Linked DNA regions of Mus musculus: region 2 is linked to region 1. Evidence: chromatin loops called from intact Hi-C (ENCODE). Cell type or tissue: heart. All regions are shown on one strand. Links, peaks and the distances in the headings refer to the core of each region. The heading gives the core; the rest is flanking DNA.

Evidence for each region. A loop is a pair of places that touch in the nucleus more often than their neighbours do. Peaks named below come from ENCODE experiments on the same cell type or tissue, not always from the same donor. Only the 100,000 strongest peaks of a DNase experiment are listed, where the experiment ranks them.
Region 2: a loop joins it to region 1, with 2.7 times the contacts of the local background. A loop is called at or near these places in 3 of 42 quality-filtered maps.

The regions. Positions count from the first base shown.
Region 1 is chr6:36,387,676-36,398,594 of GRCm38, forward strand. Chrm2 (cholinergic receptor, muscarinic 2, cardiac) reads left to right here and starts at 409. Exons shown (of 3, transcript NM_203491.3): 1 at 409-691; 2 at 929-1,076. It overlaps 9330158H04Rik (RIKEN cDNA 9330158H04 gene), which reads right to left and starts at 559. Exons shown (of 6, transcript NR_015589.1): 1 at 481-559; 2 at 1-281. In heart, for the core only: a CTCF peak has its summit at 6,283 (motif pointing left); a DNase peak (open chromatin) is centred at 1,606; H3K4me3 peaks cover 974 bases; H3K27ac peaks cover 376 bases; H3K27me3 peaks cover 923 bases.
Region 2 is chr6:36,502,060-36,512,978 of GRCm38, forward strand. All of the region lies in intron 2 of Chrm2 (cholinergic receptor, muscarinic 2, cardiac), which reads left to right. Among named protein-coding and RNA genes, the nearest start is that of Mir490, 86 kb to the left of the region's middle. In heart, for the core only: no CTCF peak of the experiment used is centred there; a DNase peak (open chromatin) is centred at 6,092; H3K27ac peaks cover 2,622 bases.

The sequences.
Region 1 (10,919 bases), core at 1,532-9,531:
GCATAAGTATCTTCTGCAATCAACAAGCCTTCTTCCCAATGTGCCCTGTCACCTTTGTAGCAACCTGGCACCTGCTGACATGGGACCTAGGGGTGGTGGTGGTGGTGATTGCAAAGGTTGTGGTGTAGAAATTGCAGACCGAGAACTGGGCTCCGGGGTCGGACATGGAGAGATGCAGAAAAGAGCTGAGAGAGAAAGCTGTCATATTTGCACCGAAGAACCGCCAAATCAGAGCGCAGAGAAGATTTCATTGGCGGAGCCCCCTTCAACGGCAACTAATCCTGTCAGAACGAAAGAAAATTGTAAATGCTCTCTCCAGAAACTGTCCGCCCATTGCAGCTAATCGAACACAAACGCACAAATAGAGGCACCACTCTCGCTCTGCTGCTACACACAGCGGGTGAGGGCGAGGAGACCAGTTCCCGGGAGCAGGCACGCGGGGGCACAGACACACTCATTCGCACACACGCACACACGCACACGCCAGCCTGCGGGCTTGGCCAGAGCCCTGAAGTCGCAGATCCCACTTGGAAATCGCCAGAGGCACTGGGAGAAGTGGAGGAGCGCAGCTCCCAGACACTAATTACTACTTCCCCGGCACTAGGGTGAAGAAATGAAGCCCGCCCAGCTCTTCTCCACACCCAGGTCTCCTTTCTGTTTCGGTGTTAACTGTCATCTTCCTGAAAGCCAGGTTTGAAAGTCTTATTTGCCTGTGTTTTGGGGGTGTGATGCTCAAGGCGGCAGACAGATGTAATTTAACTCCAGTCCGAATTGTCTAATTGGGGTCCCAGATTAGCCGAGTGATACGACCCATGTGAAATGCCCCGCAGCCTTCTCTGAGCCTTGGGGTCCGCAGTCTCCCCGCCTCCCTTGCCCCACCCGTCTAAGTGCGGTGGCGACAACTAATCTTTCGCTTTTCTCTCGCAAGATCCAGGGAGAAGGCAAGCGGGCAACCAGCTGAGGACTCCGAGCTGTGCCGCTCGCTCCCAAACCGGTCCAACCTGAGCCCGCCAAAGGCTCCTCGCTCCAGCCAGACTCCACCAGATCGCAGCCCCGGGCGACTAAGTCAGTGACAGGTAAAGACTCTGCTATACCATGGTTCTCTAATTGTCCATATCAAGGGCCCTGGTACCTCGCAGCTCCTCCCCATCACCCGACCCTGGCCGCAGAGGGTCTGGGTTTGCAAGAATTGTTTGGTGGTCCCTGACACGTGCAGGTTTTCCAATGGAAACTTTGGCATCTGGGGCTTGCTGGAGAGGACACGTACCTTGGCGGGTCTGAAAGAAGGAGGGGTTTCAAAGCTGGGGCGGGGGAAACCATTGGGATAGCTAAGTCCAGTGGAATGTGGCAAAAAGCAGCCTGTGAGCGCCGATACTCCAGTATGGCTGTCTTTGAGCTTGGCACCCCCTCACCCTCGCTACCACACTCTGGTCCTCTTCATCCCCCCGCCCCCCAACTCCAGATGCTGCCGTGGGAAAGGCAAGTAGAGCTCAGTCTCTCCTGCCGCTCACCCATCCCCCTTAAGCTCCCCTTATACCCTAGGGTCTGGGCACATTGCATTTAGGGTGGAGGCCCCTCTCGCCACCACTCCACGCTGTCCCCTGACTCCGCCTTGGGAGAGAGCCTTCTGGTGAGGACGACAGGTTTAGTGCTGTTGTTCCCGGACCTTGGCAGGGGAACAAGGTTGGGGAAGGTTTCCAGGAGGAGAGAGAAGGGAGTCCTCTGCAAGCCTATTTTCCTCCGCTGGCGCGCGCAAGGTTGATTGTCCACTGTGGCTGAGGAAAGGGACCCCAGTCCAGAGCTGATGAAGTCTCAGACGCTGCAGGAGCTTGGTCTCCCAACTCATGGTGGGTACTGGACCACTCTGCGGGTCTTAGATAGAGAATAGCGCAAATGACCTTTACTGTTGGCACCTGAGGAGCTAGGCTATCATCTCTAACTTGTGGCTCTGGGAGCGAGTGAGGTGCGGTCCAAACCTGGTTGCAGATAGAAAATACAGAAATTCCACCTGTGCGCTCCACCCTTCCATGTCCCTGGAGTGTCAGAAGCCTAGCAAGCAGGGAGACTTGCTTTGCAGAGCGCTCCAGGGTAAGAATTCACCCAAATTGACATCTGTGGGGGCAGGGGGGTACTCTGCCTCTGTTCTTCTACAATATATACATCCTCGTTTCTATCTCTGGTCCTTCTGTGCCCTTACGGCTCTCCTGGGCCTCCAAATAGTGCAAGGGAGGGTCGACCGGTCTTTCAGTCCCTTTATGTGATGCAGACTCGGGAGCTTGTGTGCAAATGTCCATGGAGAGAAGTACTCGCTGCCAAGAGCTGGGAGGAGGGCAGAGAAATGGAAGTAAACACGGAAGGCAAGTAAAATTGCTTGCTGACACATCACCCAAGCTGCCCTTTCATATTCTTGTGTCACTTCGGGGTCCCTATGAGCCTGTTCCTGCAACCCCACGCTCCAAAGCTTCCCACCACAGGAAGACCCTTGCCCCTTGCTCCAGGTCCAGAATCTCCCACTCTGACCTTATATTCATCTCTACCCTTTCCTTTCTTTCTTTCTTTCTTTCTTTCTTTCTTTCTTTCTTTCTTTCTTTCTTTCTTTCTTCTTTCTTTCTTTCTTTCTTTCTTTCTTTCTTTCTTTCTTTCTTTCTTTCTTTCTTGGTCTGGTTTTGCTTCTCTCGTTCTTTCCTTTACACTGGGTGGCAGTTGTTATATGGAAATCTTAGGATGTTCAGTCCCTCCAGCATAAGCAGCCAGCAGCACAAACACACATCTCAAAGCTCTTCCATACAAGCACTAGCGCTCCAGTGCTTGGCCACCTTTGGGCATTCCCCAAGCATCTGCAGCCTTGGTCATCTTGGCTAAGGCTTCTGCCTCAACCCGGTTGAATGGAGAGGGGAGCTGCTCGTACTCCCTGGAGAAACCTCAGGACAATCTGGCAGAATTGGAAATTTGAAGTAGAAGTGAGGTGGAGAGATTGTGCTGGGGCAGTTCAAAGGGGTGAGCATTCCTGAGGCGCTGTGTGACGCGATTTTCCCATCCCAACACTGGGTATCTTGCCCCCAGTCCAACTAGCTGCATCTTTTTTTCCAAGCTGTGCAGGGTAGTCTGATGGCTGAGGACCGGAGTGGGCCTTCACTTTCTTTCTATTTCTTGTAATTGGCATATTCCTGGATTCAAAGTTCTTTGCGCAAAGAATCAGCTGAGCTCATAAACTCCATGTTAACTAACTCTGGCTTGTGGGGAAAAGGATTTCACGATGTTTTCTGCAGACAATTAAGTGCATAAGCATAAACTGTCTTGATAAGCATGGGGTGGATATATTCTTTTCACTGCTCACAATAACAGGGATCTGGATATACGTACATAGAAACCTCTCATAATCAGGCATCCCTGGGTCATCTTGAAGAATTTCACAAAGACACCAGTAATTGTAGAGATAAAACCAGTCCATTTAACCAAGACACGGTTTCATGCTGAGAATTATATTGGGCTACAATTGAGAAAGGGCACTCTTGAGATCGTTGTCAATGATGGAAGAACTTTGTGCCAACACTGTTAGAGCTTTCCCTTAGGAAAGGGACTAAAAAGAGTTATGTTAACGCCAGATTGTCATCCTGTTACAAAAAAAAATGTGTTGAAGGTTTGGCAATATAATGATAAAGAACTTTTCATCAACTCTATGGACTTTCTGAGATGAAATAATATCAGCAAATGAGTTTTAAAATCCAAAAAAGACCTCCTAAAGGCCAGGAACACCTCCTCAGGTTTGTCTATGGCCTGAAAGTTCTGTGTATATAATGGAGTGGACATAGGGAAAGTTGAGTTGTAGGACCCAAAAGTAAGAGTAGGCTACTTGACAGATGTTTCGTCAGCCTGTAAAGGGAGAAATGATGTGTGCTTATGTAAGTGTGCCTGAGGGTGCCTGGAGGGGAACTGGAGAAAGAAACTAGGTGGATTGCAATATCCCTATCATAGTTCAAGTGCATGAGAACCCAGAAAACGTGTTTGAAGCTCTTAAGTGACTTCAGAGACAGCTGTGGGAGAGATTAACAGTTAAAATATAGAAACTCTTTCTCCGGTGAGCTCCCATAGGCAACCATTTGGGGCAGGGGGACGATAAACTGCTGTCTTTAAAAATAAAACTAACAAATTACTCTAAAAGTGAATTTGTCTCTTTGTCCAGACAGGAAATTGGACACAAACTTAGAGAACATTTGCCAAATTCCAATCCAGAATAGCCCACTGCTAGGGCCAAGGGTAGCAGAGCGTCAGGGCATCTTCAGGGGTGCTAGCCTGCTGGCTGACAAGTAGGGGAACTGAAGGTGTGAGTGTCCAGTGGTCAGTGAAGAATGAGCTGGCCCATGAGAAGGCATGTGTCTCCAAGACCCACCCCAATGCGAAGAGAAGAAGGAGGTGAAGAAGAGAATTAGAGCCAAAAGTAGGAGAGGTGAAGAGGAAAGGAGAGAAAGGAGAAGGAAACGTAAGGGCAGGATTCTGTGGAAATGACCTTAATAAAGTGTGGTATAGCCTCAACTCCTCACACTGGTCTTAATATGCCACTACGTGAAACAGTGTTCCTAAGTATCTTTCCATATAACTTCCCAGAGAGCATTCTTCATCTTATCTTAACATTTCTTCCTTTTACTCTATAAGGTAGAGTCTGATAAACAACACGTCAGAGTCCCCTTGAAAGACCGTTTTTACTCATAAAAATTACGTTTGCACTGGTATATTATTTTTGATGTCTATGCTGTGTCCCCACAAGGACTCAAATGCATTCAACCCTGGTAAAATTTTCCTTGTGGCTATTTACAACTGCCCATCATCCTTATCATTTGTTTGCACTCCGTTTCCTTTAGTTCACTGAGCAGATGTTCCAATCCCTTTCATTAGGGGTCAGCAAAGCAAGTATACTTTCTGCATATCCTAGGCTCTGCTGTTGTCTTGTGGTATAACAATATGTGCATGTGTGCATAAATGTCTCCCCCTACCTGGTGTGTGTGTGTGTGTGTGTGTGTGTGTGTGTGTGTGTGTGTGTGTGTGTGTAAGAGAGGCAGGGGGTAGATCATGGAAAGCAGGTCACTGTTCCTTAGGCATTTTCAAACTTTATGCTAAATTCCCGGTTCTTTCCTAAGCCGCTTACATGCATTATATTATCTGTTTTGCTACAAATCCTTATGATTTTAAATAGTGTCAGGCACATCCCAGGAACTTAACAAATCTTTGCTGAATGAGTAAATATAGGAATCCATTTTCTCATCACAACAATCCTAGGAGACAGATGCTAGTTTCTTGATTTTACAGGAAAGGAAACCTACAGTCACAGAAATGCAGTGATGGCCCCAAATCACATAAATAGTATGTTGCAGCCCCAAGATGCAAACACAGCCTGTTGGACTCCCAGAGACTTCACTCGGGTACTATGCAAATTGACTGTATGTAGAGGCATAGCCGGTATTTTTTCTGTGTTTGGGGAAAGCAACTGTGATATTCAGTTTTCAATCATGTTCTCTCCATCCATTTAATTCAACTCTGCCTTTTCTGCTTAGACCCCCTACATCCAGGGAAAGAAATGTAAGGGGAGTCAGTGCCAACTACATTCTTAGTTGGCACAACATGCTTATTCTACTTAGTTAGTTATCATTTCTGCTGGAAGAAACCAAAGGCATTAAGAGTACCAGGCACTTTGCCAGGTGTCACATCCACCTCTAAGCTAAGGCAAGAGAACCCAGAGGATGTCAGATGCCTTCAAGTTGAACACATGATAAGTAGATAAATAGATTTCCCAAAGTGAAACATCTAAGTACTTCATGAAAAAGTTCACAAGTCAACGTCCATTCTAGCATCTCTCCATAGTATTATAGTGAATGAATTGCTCTCTACTATTCCCCCCTCCCCTTTGGACATTCGGATTCTGAGTTTCAATGGCTTCTTTTAATTTTAGTCAGACCTTATTGCCAACCTCTGCTTTGCAAGGCAAATGTGACTTTGTGTACTGCTATCAGCTGAGGAGGAGGAAGAGAAATTAGAGCTTCTATGTTATCGATTCCTGTCTTACTTCATCTCGTTTTCTTCTTTCTTCTCACATGCTGAAGTTCCTTTTATACTATGACCTAAATATACAGTCATCTTAGCTGCTGCTGTTACCATGGTAATGCTTCATGGTAGATAAGGGTATACTATAAGAATCAGTTTCTGTCATTAGTAATGGAATTCTTTCCCCCTCAACCCTTCTCCCTCCAGCCAAGCTTACACCTAATGATGCCCTCTGGTGTTCAGAGACAGAAAGTGCACTGGTTTGTTTATGAGGCGCTCATCATTGTTTAAAGCTTAGGAGACACTTTAATTTCAATTCGAAAATAAAAATGACTCAGATAAGGATTAATTAACATAGTTTAAACAATGATATAATAAAAAAGATTTTTCTGTTTTCTAAGTATGTTAAAGGATGTCTACTGTGCAGAGATCTAGAAAGTTCTATGTATGTATGTAAGTATTTAGACCTATACACCCTTTTGCACTTAATATGATTGCGAAATGTTTTTTATGAGAGGCAGAGAAACTTCCAAGAGGAGAATCTAGTAGAATATTCTGTATGCTTTGATCTGCGGATTTAAAAGAAAATGAAGTCTTCTGACTTAATGGGGAGACTTCCTTGCTGGAAATGTCTAGACGTTTTACTCTTCGTCTGCATTAATGAGCACATTTTTATTAGTCACTCATAACCCAACAAACTGACACAAAACTGATGTGCTAAGAACACCTTATCTTTCTCACTCCAAATTCTACAGCTTCTTCTACGTAAGTGGCAAAGCAGGCCAGTGCTCTCTTTGGGGCTTCTCCAGAACTTCTCCCCAAATCTCCCTTGCCAGGGGGTTTTATTATGATGTATTGAGCTGGTCCTCCACTCTTCAGCTTTCTGTACTACACCTCCTTCTTTCATTCCAAGACATCCTTTTCATAATGCAAAACTGAACTTCTATGTTATCGACATGTAATAGTACTCTTTTTAAAAATTCTCCAGTGTTTCTCAAGTGGTTGTAATAAACTCTTCCAACACTGATGCAGTGAGACTGTCCAGCACTGATGCAGTGAGACTGCCCATTACAAATGCAGTGAGACTGCCCATCACAGATGCAGTGAGACTGCCCATCACTGATTCAGGAGACTGCCCATTACAAATGCAGTGAGACTGCCCATCACAGATGCAGTGAGACTGTCCATCACTGATTCAGGAGACTGCCCATCACTGATGCAGTGAGACTGTCCATCACTGATGCAGTGAGACTGTCCATCACTGATGCACTGAGACTGTCCATCACTGATGCAGTGAGACTGTCCATCACAGATGCAGTGAGACTGTCCATCACTGATGCAGTGAGACTGTCCATCACTGATGCAGTGAGACTGTCCATCACTGATGCAGTGAGACTGTCCATCACTGATGCAGTGAGACTGTCCAGCACTGATGCAGTGAGACTGTCCAGCACTGATAAAGTCTCTTTCCCCAGCTGCATCTTTACTCATCATTTCTTTCTGTTTGGTCTGCATAGAAAGACTTCATAGTAGCTTAGTATTCTGATCAACTAGAGTAAAAGCTAAACAACTATTAGCCAATGTCTTCTTTCTCATCATTTCTTCCTCCTCTCCTTTCTTTCATTTAATTCATCAGTGATGTTGTTATTATTACAATAACCACTGAAAAGCAACCAGATTTCTTATTTATATTCAGAATCAATATAATAACATGGAATTTTTGGTGTTTAATAGACATGATAGTGTGTTTTGGAGGGAAAGACAGGAGTTTTAAAGTATTGCATGGTTTTGAACAATTTTTTTGTGAATATTTAACTAAAGTATTTGAAAATGAAAGTACTTGTGAAATTTAGCTGATTTAATCTAGTCCTGGTCATAAAATAACAACTAGAACTTAAAATTTAAAATTAAAGAAAATAGAACAATGGATATATTTTTATTAGTGATAAAAAGCAGGCATTTATAATACACTGGTAATAAGAATTAATATTTATACACAATCTTAGGCTAAAGGCTGAGACATGATGAGATATGGATTTTGGTTTTGGTTTTTAAATAGCTGACTGACTTTCTAACAAAATTTTTGCATAGATGTTTAGAACTCCATAAATATTCATAGTCCCTTCCTACTTTATTGTACAACAATCTTCCTAGGCTGCATCCTAGGTTTGGTTCAGATGTCTGGTACATGGAGCCATGGACCAACAAAGCTGAGCGTTTGTATTTTCAAGATAAATTGAAGTGAATAATTGAAGTGCGGTGTGTGTGTATTGTGGGGGGGGGGGGGGCGTGTTCTGAAGTGTTAGGTTTTCCTTTGCCTCAGAAAGGCATCTGTTTTGGAGGCTAAGTACTCATTTATCCTTAGGTTCTGACCTCTAGGCACACAAAAAACAGGTTTCCAATGGTCAGCATACATAGCCAGTGCTTTGCATGACAGGATTCTGAGAACTGGCTAAATGACTACTACCTTAAAGCCTTTTCTGGCTTTTTAAAGAGAGTAATTCATAGGTTGAATGCCTAGAATACTCTGTTCTTCATGAAGAGATTATGAGTCAGCAAGAAGTCTCCCAGGAATCTAGATTTTTTAGCAGGTACCTGATATGATCCCAAAATGGACAGAAGTGGAGCACATTTTAAGTAATAGTAAAACATAATACAAATAGTAAGCTTTAGAACTTACAAGACATTGAAGAGAGGGAAAAAAATACAGAATGCTCCACCCTAAAATGTTTCTACAGGACTTAACATGAAAGCTCTGTCTCCCCTTATAGATTGTCAAGATCCAGAGACAGTGATGTGCATAGTTAGAAACCTTTTGGTTTCCTGGACAGATTCCAGGATAAGCAATTGAATTGAATAAATAACAATTCAGCATACCCGAGGGTCATGGTGTCTGTCTTCTGCATACCAGTTTGTTTATATGCAGCTCAGTTACAACCCCATATCTACAGCCTTCGAGTTAGCCTGGACTGGGAAGGGTTGAGCGTGCAGTTCCCTTTGTAAGCCTTATTTCAATTTCTACCCCTTTGTGTTCTTTCTCACTGATGTCTTCCCTGAACATAATTTTGTTTTGTTTTGTTTTGATGCCAGCACTTTTCTGTGCTGCCCTCTGCACAGTGTCCTGTCTAGATTTACTCTGCGGAGGAAACGGACTTGTGCCTATTCCTCTTCCTCTTCCTTTCCCCAGCCACTCAGGGAGGATTCAGGAGAGTGCTGGAATTGTCTCCAGTTCTAAGAGGGTGCATTTGGCTGAAACTGCTGTAAATACTCATGCACTATGGTGATCCCAAGGGACAGGCGTATCCAGTAGGCGCTGGGAAAGGAATGCTCTGCTGCTCATCCCCCATGTTCCTGCTCAAACCCCTTACTTGAGAGGAAGATTGCTCTGTTTTAATAAAGCAGATATTCTTCTCCTTACCAAACCAATAAACTAGGGGAAGATGAGCCTCTTATCTCTTGATTAACAAACTACTCCAGGGCTCTTTACTAGGGGTGAGTTTAGGTATCTAAAGAATTACCTGGAGACTACTTTTTTCTACAGTTCATAAACGCTAAGCACAGAATAAATTGATGAGTAGTGGTAATAAAACACATTGCACACACAAATCTGTATTGTTGAACTAGATGATTATCTCTGTACCTTCCTTGAAATTGTTTCAAAGGGAAGAGGTTTCTACCTAAACTTACGTGAAATCTGTGGAATTTCCCTTTCATTTCCCAATTGAATTTTTTTGGACTGCAATATTTGGCTTCATTTTATGGAGAAGAAAGGAAGCGACCACACACCCAAAATACGTATTGCAGATAGCTCTTTTGTTTTCATGCTTTATCCTCAAAATCATTTTCACTCTTATTTTGTCAATGAAGAGTGCAGCTATATGTTTATATGTAAACTGAGACAGCACAAATCTCTTTCCCTGTGTACTGAGTCACGAGAGTACTGAAGGAGTACCATGGATGACAAAAGCTTAGATCCTGCTGTCTTACTGAGCCACCAACAAGGCACTGTACCCTAGATGATGTGAGGGCCTCAACACATATACAGTAGAGGGCTGCCTGGTCTGGTCTCACTGAGAGAAGATGCACCTAACCCTGGAGAGTTTGAGGCCCAGGGAATGGGGAGGCCTGGCTAGGTGGGGTGTGATTGAGGGTGTGGGGACATTTTCTTGGAGACTGGGGAGGAAAAATGGGATGAGGAACTGCCAGAGGGTGGACCAGGAGGGGGTGATGACTGGACTGTAAAAATAGATTAAAGATAATAATAACAAAAATCCTGATGTCTTTAACAAGTGGATAGGTAAGTCCCAGTCTGATTTTGTTTTTAAAAGACCACAATAGGATGTTCTCTGTGACTTAGCCTTTATATATTAGTGGCTGTTTCTGATTTGTGAATGAGACATTCCCCTGTGACAGTAGTGACTAGCTCCCCACAGCAAAGCAAAGCAAACAAAGTGTGCAGTGAGAGTTTCTGTACCATGCTTCCAGGAAACTTTACAAGGTTTGTCAATTCTTTGGATATATTATTTCTATGCCTCAGGTTCACCCTTTGTGGTGTGCACTTTTTACGTTTTCTTCCTAAACTTAAAAGAAATTGGTTTTTGGATGTTTACTTTTGACACTGACTAACTTGGTCTAAGCCTGTGTCTGAGGTTATTTGCATCAGAGCCACATCTATGGTGAAATATCAGTTCTGAAACCTTGCTTGCTTTGCTGTAGAACGGGAACGTATTTTTATTAATTTATTTATTCATTTTACATCCGATCACAGCCCCGCTTCCTCCTGTCCTCCCAAGTCTTATCCTTATAAATCTGTTTACCCAGTATTCCTACTCCTTCTCTTCAGATAACCTCCCCCGGAACCCAGCCACACCAGCTTGGGTAGC
Region 2 (10,919 bases), core at 1,889-9,888, 110 kb after region 1:
CTAATGAAACTCCAAAGTTTCTGCAAGGCAAAAGACACTGTCTATAAGACAAAAAGACCACCAACAGACTGGGAAAGGATCTTTACCTATCCTAAATCAGATAGGGGAATAATATCCAACATATATAAAGAACTCAAGAAGGTGGACCTCAGAAAATCAAATAACCCCCTTAAAAAATGGGGCTCAGAACTGAACAAAGAATTCTCACCTGAGGAATACCGAATGGCAGAGAAGCACCTGAAAAAATGTTCAACATCCTTAATCATCAGGGAAATGCAAATCAAAACAACCCTGAGATTCCACCTCACACCAGTGAGAATGGCTAAGATCAAAAATTCAGGTGACAGCAGATGCTGGCGAGGATGTGGAGAAAGAGGAACACTCCTCCATTGTTGGTGGGATTGCAGGCTTGTACAACCACTCTGGAAATCAGTCTGGCGGTTCCTCAGAAAATTGGACATAGTACTACCGGAGGATCCAGCAATACCTCTCCTGGGCATATATCCAGAAGAAGCCCCAACTGGTAAGAAGGACACATGCTCCACTATGTTCATAGCAGCCTTATTTATAATAGCCAGAAACTGGAAAGAACCCAGATGCCCCTCAACAGAGGAATGGATACAGAAAATGTGGTACATCTACACAATGGAGTACTACTCAGCTATTAAAAAGAATGAATTTATGAAATTCCTAGCCAAATGGATGGACCTGGAGAGCATCATCCTGAGTGAGGTAACACAATCACAAAGGAACTCACACAATATGTACTCACTGATAAGTGGATACTAGCCCAAAACCTAGGATACCCACAATATAAGATACAATTTCCTAAACACATGAAACTCAAGAAAAATGAAGACTGAAGTGTGGACACTATGCCCCTCCTTAGAAGTGGGAACAAAACACCCATGGAAGGAGTTACAGAAACAAAGTTTGGAGCTGAGATGAAAGGATGGACCATGTAGAGACTGCCATATCCAGGGATCCACCCCATAATCAGCATCCAAACGCTGACACCATTGCATATACTAGCAAGATTTTATCGAAAGGACCCAGATGTAGCTGTCTCTTGTGAGACTATCCCGGGGCCTAGCAAACACAGAAGTGGATGCTCACAGTCAGCTAATGGATGGATCACAGGGCTCCCAATGGAGGAGCTAGAGAAAGTATCCAAGGAGCTAAAGGGATCTTCAACCCTATAGGTGGAAAAACATTATGAACTAACCAGTACCCCTGAGCTCTTGACTCTAGCTGCATATGTATCAAAAGATGGCCTAGTCGGCCATCACTGGAAAGAGAGGCCCATTGGACACGCAGACTTTGTGTGCCCCGGTACAGGGGAACGCCAGGGCCAAAGGGGGGGAGTGGGTGGGTAGGGGAGTGGGGGTGGGTGGGTAAGGGGGACTTTTGGTATAGCATTGGAAATGTAAATGAGCTAAATACCTAATAAAAAATGGAAAAAAAAAATAAAACTAAGGGTAATCTCAGAAAGATAAAAATGAATACAAATGCACAGACAGATCAGTAAAAATTCATACATATATATATTATACATAAAACATATACATGATATATACACATTAAATTATATATTTTAATGTAAATATATAATGTATTTATTTTATATTAAATATATAAATATTATATAATACTTATATCTTAGTCAGGGTTTCTATTCCTGCACAAACATCATGACCATGAAGCATGTTGGGGAGGAAAGGGTTTATTCGGCTTACACTTCCATACTGCTGTTCATCACCAAAGGAAGTCAGGACTGGAACTCAAGCAGGTCAGGAAGCAGGAGCTGATGCAGAGGCCATGGAGGAATGTCCTTTACTGGCTTGCTTCCCCTAGCTTGCTCAGCCTGCTCTCTTATAGAACCAAGACTACCAGCCCAGAGATGGCACCACCCACAAATGACCTTTCCCCCTTGATCACTAATTGAGAAAATACCCCACAGCTGGATCTCATGGAGGCATTTCCTCAACTGAAGCTCCTTTCTCTGTGATAGCCCCAGCCATTGTCAAGTTGACCCTCAAAACTAACCAGTACAATTGACCCCTTGTCAACTTGACACACAAACACATCACTGTTAAGCCTCAACCCTTAGTTTCTTATTCATCCCCAAGATCTAAATAACTTTAAAAGTCCCACAAAAAATTCAATCTCTCTTAAAATCCAAAGTCTTTACAATTAAAGTTTCTTAACTGTGGATTCCACTAAAATACTTCCTTCAAGAGGGAAAAGCATCAGGGCACAGTCACTATGAAAAAAGAAAATCAAACTCCAACTGTCCAATGTCTGGGATCCAACTCACGATCTTCTGGGCTCCTCCAAGGGCTTGTGTCACTTCTCCAGCCTTGCCTTTTGTAGCACACACGTTGTCTTCTAGGCTTCAGCTGCCTATACTCCACTGTTGCTGCTGTTCTTGGTGGTCATCTCATGGTACTGGCATCTCCAAAACACTGCTGTCTTCCGCTGTAACTAGGCTTCACCAATAGCTTCTCATAGGCTCTCTTCATGGTGCTAAGCCTCAACTCCTTTGCATGACCCCTTCTGTCCTGGGCTATCAGTTGCAACTGAGGCTGCACCTTCACCAATGGCCTTCCATGGCCTATCACAGTGCTGAGCCTCAGCTGCTCTGCATGACCCTTTCATGCCTTCAAAACCAGTACCACCTGGGTGACTCTTACACATTACCAAGTCCTGCTACTGCACGAGGTACAACTTTGGCCATCTCTGGAACACAGCCTCTTCGTGCTCTCAGAAAGCACTTCCCAGAAGATGTCACCTCAATGATGCTGGTCTCTTCTTAATCACAACTAATTTCTTAGCTCCAGCTAACCAGCATCAATAGTCCCAGTAATGCAAAAGTTTCACTTTAGTAGTTCTGGCATCTTGTTAATCACAGCTGATTCTTCAGCCCCAGCTAACCAGAACCACAGAATCTTCCCAATCAAAATAGCAATGGCCCTGAAAAAAGTCTTTAATTTTTCCCTCTGAAATTTCACAAGCCAGACCTCCATCTTCTGCACTGTTCTCAACATTATCTTCCAAGCTCCTACACAACATCTGACAGAGCTCTTAATAACGAATGGATCTTCAAGCCCAAAGTTCCAAAGTCCTTCCACAGTCCTCCCCAAAACATGGTCAGGTTGTCACAGGAATACTCCACTATGCTGGTCCCAATTTGTCTTAGTCAGGGTTTCTATTCCTGCACAAACATCATGACCAAGAAACAAGTTGGGGAGGAAAGGGTTTATTCAGTTTACACTTTCCACATTTCTGTTGATCACCAAAGGATGTCAGGACTAGAACTTAAGCAGGGCAGGAAGCAGGAGCTGATGCAGAGGCCATGGAGGGATGTAACTTACTGGCTTGCTTCCCCTAGCTTGCTCAGCCTGCTCTCTTATAGAACCAAGACTATCAGCCCAGAGTTGGCACCACCCTCAAGGGGACCTTCTCCCTTGATCACTAATTGAGAAAATGCCCTACAGCTGGATCTCAAGGAGGCATTTCCTCAACTGAAGCTCCTTTCTCTGAGATAACTCCAGCCTTGTGTGTCAAGTTGACACACAAAACTAGCCATTACAACCTATATATAATATTTTAATATAAATACATAATATAATCTAATACAAATATATAATTATATATTACACATTTATATATATATATATAATAAAGAGTACAAGACACTAGAGATAAACATTGTTTGAGTGGAGAACCATGAATGGACAAAGCTATGATGATTAACAACTGAAATAAAGTGGTCCAATAGAATTCATAAGGATAAATATTTAGATGTTATGGTAAAGTTACATAAAACTAAAATGCAAGTATAATAAGGATATTCATATAGATAGCACCAATTAATAAAACTTATGGGTAGATATTTTAAAACAGTTAACATTACAGTGGGTGAAAAAAGTGTTATTGATGCACAAAGAAAGCAACAGACTGTGATGATAGGCCCAATTAGGGCCAAATAGATGGAAATATTTAGATAAGGCTTTGAATCTTTTGGAGAAAATGTGAATTATTCAATAACTACGTCTAGGGCAAATTTTAAACTATTTGGGGAATCACTACTGGAGATTTCATACTTCATTATATATAGCCGATATAAATTAGTTTTGAATATGAAATAGTAAAAATCACTTTTTTTTTTCGGGACAGGGTTTCTCTGTATAATCCTGGCTGTCCTGGAACTCACTTTGTAAACCAGGCTGGCCTCGAACTCAGAAATCTGCCTGCCTCTGCCTCCTAAAAATCACTATTTAATTACTATTAAATAGTTAATGTTTTTGGCACACAGAAAGTCTTTTTGAAGATACAGCAAAATTAAATAAAAACATATATGATGCCGGGCATGGTGGCGCATGCCTTTAATCCCAGCACCTGGGAGGCAGAGGCAGGTGAATTTCTGAGTTCGAGGCCAGCCTGGTCTACAGAGTGAGTTCCAGGACAGCCAGGGCTACACAGAGAAACCCTGTCTCAAAAAAACAAAAAAAAACAAACAACAAAAAACCCCCCAAAAAACAGAAAAAAAAAATATATGACATATGCTCCAATGGATCATTGTCAAAACAAAAGGCAGAATTTTATAATATCAATACATGAAAAAAATAAAACTTGGAAAACTAATAACATGCAATTAAAACTTCAAACATGTAGAATGTTAGAATGTTTTAGGTATGATTTGTAAAGTAGTTTGATATGATGATTGTAATTTTTGTTTCCCAACTATGAGCTAAGAAATCGTCAACAAGTGACTTTTCAAACTAGCTAATAACTCCACTTACAGAAATTCCTATTAACAGTTAGAGATCTATGAGGTTAAAATCTGGTGCAGCAATGTTTCTTGCACCACCCAATTGCTTGTGTGAGTTAAAAAATAATCATCAAAATGTTACAAATAGATTATTTAATCGAATTGTACCATGACCACTAATTCAATCCTATTTATCCACTAGAATGACTTAGTAGCAAACTGTGACCTAGAAAAATACTTTAAAATTTTATAAATCAATAAAATCCAAAGCTCCTAAAGTACAGACCTGCAGGTGAGCAAGACGGAAAACACGGCTTTCTTGCTTGTTCAGATCTAACCATGAGCCACTAGGAAAAACTGAGAAAGCACATGTGAAAATGCAGGTTTCTCATCCTCTTTTCTAATTCTAATTCCCTGAGAACTCTGTCTCCAGAAATGACAACTTCTGTTCTTTAACTGTGCGAGCCCTCACCAGCCATCCAATCTATCCATGCCCCGGCACACCTGACTGGATAGTTCAGTTGCTAGCTTTGCACCAATGAAACAGTGCACTGGTGTGTTGCTCAAGTTACAGCTTCCACGTAGTATATATGTGTGTGAGTGAGCACATTGCATGCTGGGATATGTGTGGGGAAATAAAGACTCCCAACATGACTCACAATTCACCATTGCTGTCAACTGTGCTTCAGCTGGCAACTGCAAATGAGCCAGCACAGGGTGTGAGTTCCCCTGAACTTAAGCAGAAGCAAATGATCTGTGAAGTACTTATGCTAAGTGGGTAGCTCTTGTGGGTCAGCTATCGATCGATGATTCTGAGTGGGGCTCTTTTCCTTTTGATTGGTTTTTCCAATGTTACAATCTGAAAACCAGACAAAAGAATTCAGTCATTATTACTGCCCAAAAGCAAAGGGAGCAGGTAAGCAAAGAAAAGTCCTATCATAAACAAATCTCCATGTTTTATTAAAAAAAAAATAAAAACATGCCTATTTTTGTGTCTCTTTGTTTGTTTGCTTGCCTTTAGTTGAGACCGAATTCAGATAAACTTTGACACTGAATTCTGCTCTACAACACAAAACACAAAGCACATTCCAAAATTCATTGGAATTTTGTTTAGATTGCAGACTTCCAAAGAATTGTCCAAACAGCCTTGCCTGCACTTCGCAACTGTTGTTATTCCTCTGCTCGTTCTCTCCAGGAGATTTCCCTCTATTCCACTCTCTACTTGCAAAGCTGCCCTGGCCACGATCATCACGATTCTGTAACAGAGGCTGTAATTCATTGGATGTCTATTTTGGGTCTGTCCACTAAATGAGTTCAGGATGAAGTCATTGGTGCAGAGGTGTCAGTTAATTGCAGCGGCAGACAGCAGAGCGAGCAGGCGGAGGGAGAGAACACCCTCACCCCAAGGACAAGTCTTTGCTGTGACATTCCAGAGAATACACAAATGAGCTTGCCAACCAAACTGCCTTCCTTCTCAAATATATGATCCCCTTCTCCTGTGCTGAAGCCACATTTTAATGAGTTGGTAGGTAAATAAACAGCACAGTTGGTAGAATTAGTTCATGCTTATACGTTTTCCATATTGAGAGTGAAATGAAGATACAGATAGCAATTTGAATCTAATTTTCAAGCTTGCATGGATGAAGGGTCACAGAAGGAAGCTGAGAGGCACAAGTCAGGGCCCTCTTCAGGGCAGGCACTGAAGCCCAAAGGACTTAGATTGAAGAGGAAGGGAGGTGTTCTCATTGTGGGCAACAAGGCTATAGGTTATGCTATTTGAGGACATTCACCTCTTAGGGAAATGTAAGGAATGCTACTCTTACCATCTGTCAGCACCAGATAGAGCCTAGAACTTAGGTGAAGTGTAGCCTAAGAACTTCCAGGGCCTAAAGCTGTGCTGGAGTCAGAAGTTTCTCACTGCTGTGGAGAACAGGAAACAAAAGCCGGGAGGCTAAATCCCATCTGAAAAGTGAGGGGGCCAGAAGTTTACCATCACAGGCACCCGTGCTTTTCTTGAATTTTAAACCAACACTACTGTTTAAAAACAAATTAATCTGTGTGAGAAAAGAAGAGGCAGTGTGGGTGGACAGTGGATCTCCTGTCAATCTCCTTGAATTCTTGAAGAAGACACCATCTTGCATTACTAAGCATTTTGTTTATTTTTATTTTGAACTGGTTTGAAAATAAAAACCTCTCTTAGATCACTGTCTCTAGAGTCTTAAATTAAAATAAGAAAAATGTGCCTATACATAAATACATACACAGACACACAAACTTAGACACACTCACATACACATACACAGATATGAATGCACACACATGCACATACACATGCAGAAATACACACATACACAGAGACACACAGACACACATGCACACATACACACACTACACACTAATGTATGTGCACATATACACAGAAATGCACACACACACACACACACACACACACACACACACACAAACACATACACAGCATTGCAGGAGGAGAACCAAGAAGGACCTAGCTACAGGCTAGTTATGAGAGAGAAGTGAATGATTCACACATAATGAAAGGCAGCAGGGAGGTGCCTAGATCTCTTCCTGCTGCTTTATCTAGCAATAGCAAGCCCTAAAATTAAAGGAAAATCCTCAAGTCAATAATCCGGTCATTTGAGACTGAGTCTTATTTTACAGCATATGTTTATTTAATCCAGTCATTAAATTGGCCTCTGAAAACTATTGATTACCTATATTCTCCCCCTTTGTGTGTTTATTTCCTTTTCATTGTATAGCCTAGACATGGAAAGTATTTTCCATCCTTAAGAACGTTGCATAGGATTTTCCATCCTTTAGGAAGTTATTGGTGGTCAAACAGAAGCATTTAGTTTGTCTTATGTAGGATATGCAACCAACAGAAAATGTTTTCTGACAACCTAATACAGTGTTTGTTTTGATCATACAAGAAGGGGTCTATTTATAGGTAATAGAGGAAGTAATAACTAGCCAATTATGCTTGCACAATCTTGGGTAATAAATGGGGATAACCTCAATTTAAGAGATTTTGACCTAATTAAATCATTTATTAAATGGAACAAATAGACGAGCTATTAAATTTACCAGAGTCTAGGAAAATCGATAGTAAACTATCTAAACAAAAGGAAACTATCAAAACATTTCAAACAGGTTCATAGCAGAGTTGCAATGTTAAAAACTGAGAAATAATTCTCTTTATAGTCAATCACAGCCAATTTCTAAGCTTTGAGTCTCTAATGCTTTGGGCATGGACTGGAGTTTGAACCCCTGGTAGACATTATTACATAGGATTTTCTTGGACTCCATAAAAGGCTAATGACCTTAAACAATGAGAAGATTTTTCCAAGAAGAAGTTCAGGATGTTATAATTTCTGAATGGACCCAAGTATCCTTACTACAATTTGGGGTTATAGAAGTATTACTGCAGCTTTTTTCCAAAGTAGAGTTAGTAGGGTCAGGTCAGGCCATGGTTTTGAACAAGAGAAGTGATGGGCTCTGCAAGGAAGATACATTAGTAAGAATTAAAATTCAGACAAGACCCTGCTAATGACATAGCCTTGTTACCAGTTTTCTAAATGGCACATCTTATTACAGTGTCTCACTTTAAGTAGCCTTCCCTACCATGGGAAACCCAAGTTCCCTTTTTTTATAGTTCTCTGCCTAAGTAATAGCAGCCCCTGGGGCGGGGGGATTCTTCTTACACCTCCTATTCCTAAACACCTAAACCCCATGGCATCCATTCTTATCCTGGTCCCTTCCCTTCTACTGTGAGTTTAAATCCAGGCTACCTGCAAATTCCATTCTCTTTGGTTTCTGTAAGCTCCTGTCCAAGCAGTGCTATTAATTCTACAGCTTCACTCCAGATTTTCAGATTTTTTTTTCAAAATTTATCTTTAAGTTTTAGAAAGCACCTAAACCAAATTTTTACGTGATTTAATACATTGAACTTTCAATTAATTTGTACTGTCCTCAGACCTTGCAGAAACTAGCCAAATAGTATACTGCTCTATCTACACCCTTATCCCTAAATCAAAGATTTTAAAAGGTTTCACTTAACCCACTCCAAATTCTCTTTTGCTGCTTTGTTTGAAGCTTAAAAACAGATTAAAAAAAAGATTTACATATCTGTACTTTACTGAGAATAATTCATAATTTTCCACATCATTTAACCTCAGCATATAAAAGTATTGTTTGGGTTCTAAAAACCCATTGAATCTTATAAAGTAACTCCTTCAGGGTTTGTTTGTCAGAAGGTGTGTGCAGTTCATAGAATGAATAAAAGAGTCGGTTACTTCAGTGACTCTCAAATCTTTATTTTCATGCATGTTTTGGGAATTTTAGGGTATACTAGTATTGGGACACGCATCTCACTGCCCCTGCCTCACACTGTGCCTGTTAGGGGGTATTTCTATAACCTAGCTAGCTACTTAGCTAGGGACCACTCACTGTGACTTACCAGCTTAGATCTTGTTTAAAGAGGTCAGCCTAGTGTGCATTTTTTATTTAACTGATGATACCTAAAAGAATAAAAGGAGAAGTACTGAGTAAAGCAGGTCAAATTGTCAATTCGTGGCTTTACAATGGGCGTTGAAAGCAACCCAACAAGGGGAAAGCCGGAGGCAAGCTCCTCGCAAGTTATATCCCTAAATATATAGGCAGAACAGAGCCAGGGAGGTTTGAGAATAAAGAGCAGCAGCTATGGCATGGTATACCTTTGTCCCAAACCAAGCCAACCCAAATTCAGCAAAACAGTGGACGAACTCAGGGGTTGAGGGAAGGGAAAATGATTCTTCTTATGGGCTATGGGCCACGGGTAGGCTTCCCAAGCTTCCGTTGATGGCCCCACACCCTTGCACATATGGGCAGCATTAAAAGAATCTAGTGGTTTATAAATAAATGAATGTTGGAATTTTGATGGGGATTGCATTGAATCTGTAGATTGCTTTTGGTAAGACAGCCATTTTTACTATATTGATCCTGCCAATCCATGAGCATGAGAGATCTTTCCATCTTCTGAGATCTTCTTTAATTTCTTTCTTCAGAGACTTGAAGTTCTTATCATACAGATCTTTCACTTCCTTAGAGTCACGCCAAGATATTTTATATTATTTGTGACTATTATGAAGGGTGTTGTTTCCCTAATTTCTTTCTCAGCCTAGGGGACTTTTGGGATAGCATTTGAAATGTAAATGAATAAAATACCTAATTAAAAAATAAACAAATAAATAAATGGATAGAAAAGAAAGGAAAGGAAGGAAGGAAGAAAGGAAGGAAGGAAGGAAGGAAGGAAGGAAGGAAGGAAGGAAGGAAGGAAGGAAGGAAGGAAGGAAGGAAGGAGAGTATGTGTGGAATAAGAATGAGAGGAGTAAGAAAAACAATGTGTGTATAATCAGACTTCAATCTATAAGCCTATGCAGTTCTAAATAGGATAAAAATGAGATGACCCACCATTGAATCTATCTTGAGAGCATTTTGGGTGAATATTCCCACTTTACTGGCCATTCATGAATCATACATGAAGACAGACTGAGTTTAAGTGGGTGCTGTCTTTGTCAAGGTATAGCTGCTGATGGTGGAAATTCTTAGTTCACAATAGCTATTGGTGCTGGATCTGTAACCCTTCTCTTGCTAGTGGAACTCAGCTGCAATCTAGCTGCACTTTATATGCTCCAGTACAGGGGAATGCCAGGGCCAAAAAATGGGAATGGGTGGGTAAGGAAGTGGGGCGGGGGGAGGGTATGGGGGACTTTTGGGATAGCATTCTAAATGTAATTGAGGAAAATACGTAATAATAAAAAATATTTAAAAATAAAATAAAACGAGGACTCAGATGGAAAAAAAATCAATAGGCTATGCTTCTTGTCCTTAGAGTATTGCCATTTAATGCTTTAAAAGCATTATATCATAAACAATGCGAAGTTTCTTATAATGATCCTGGAAGAATAACATGGACACAGATATCTGGCAAAGGTGTCTGTAGAGTGGCTTTAAACAGTCAATGGCACCTCATGCAAGCCACATAAACTATGGATAGGGTAGACAGTGAATGGACATTGAAGACAAAGACTTGTGTCTTCATCCAACTGGACTGACTACAGAAATATGAGAAAGAGAAGTCCTAAGACTGCCC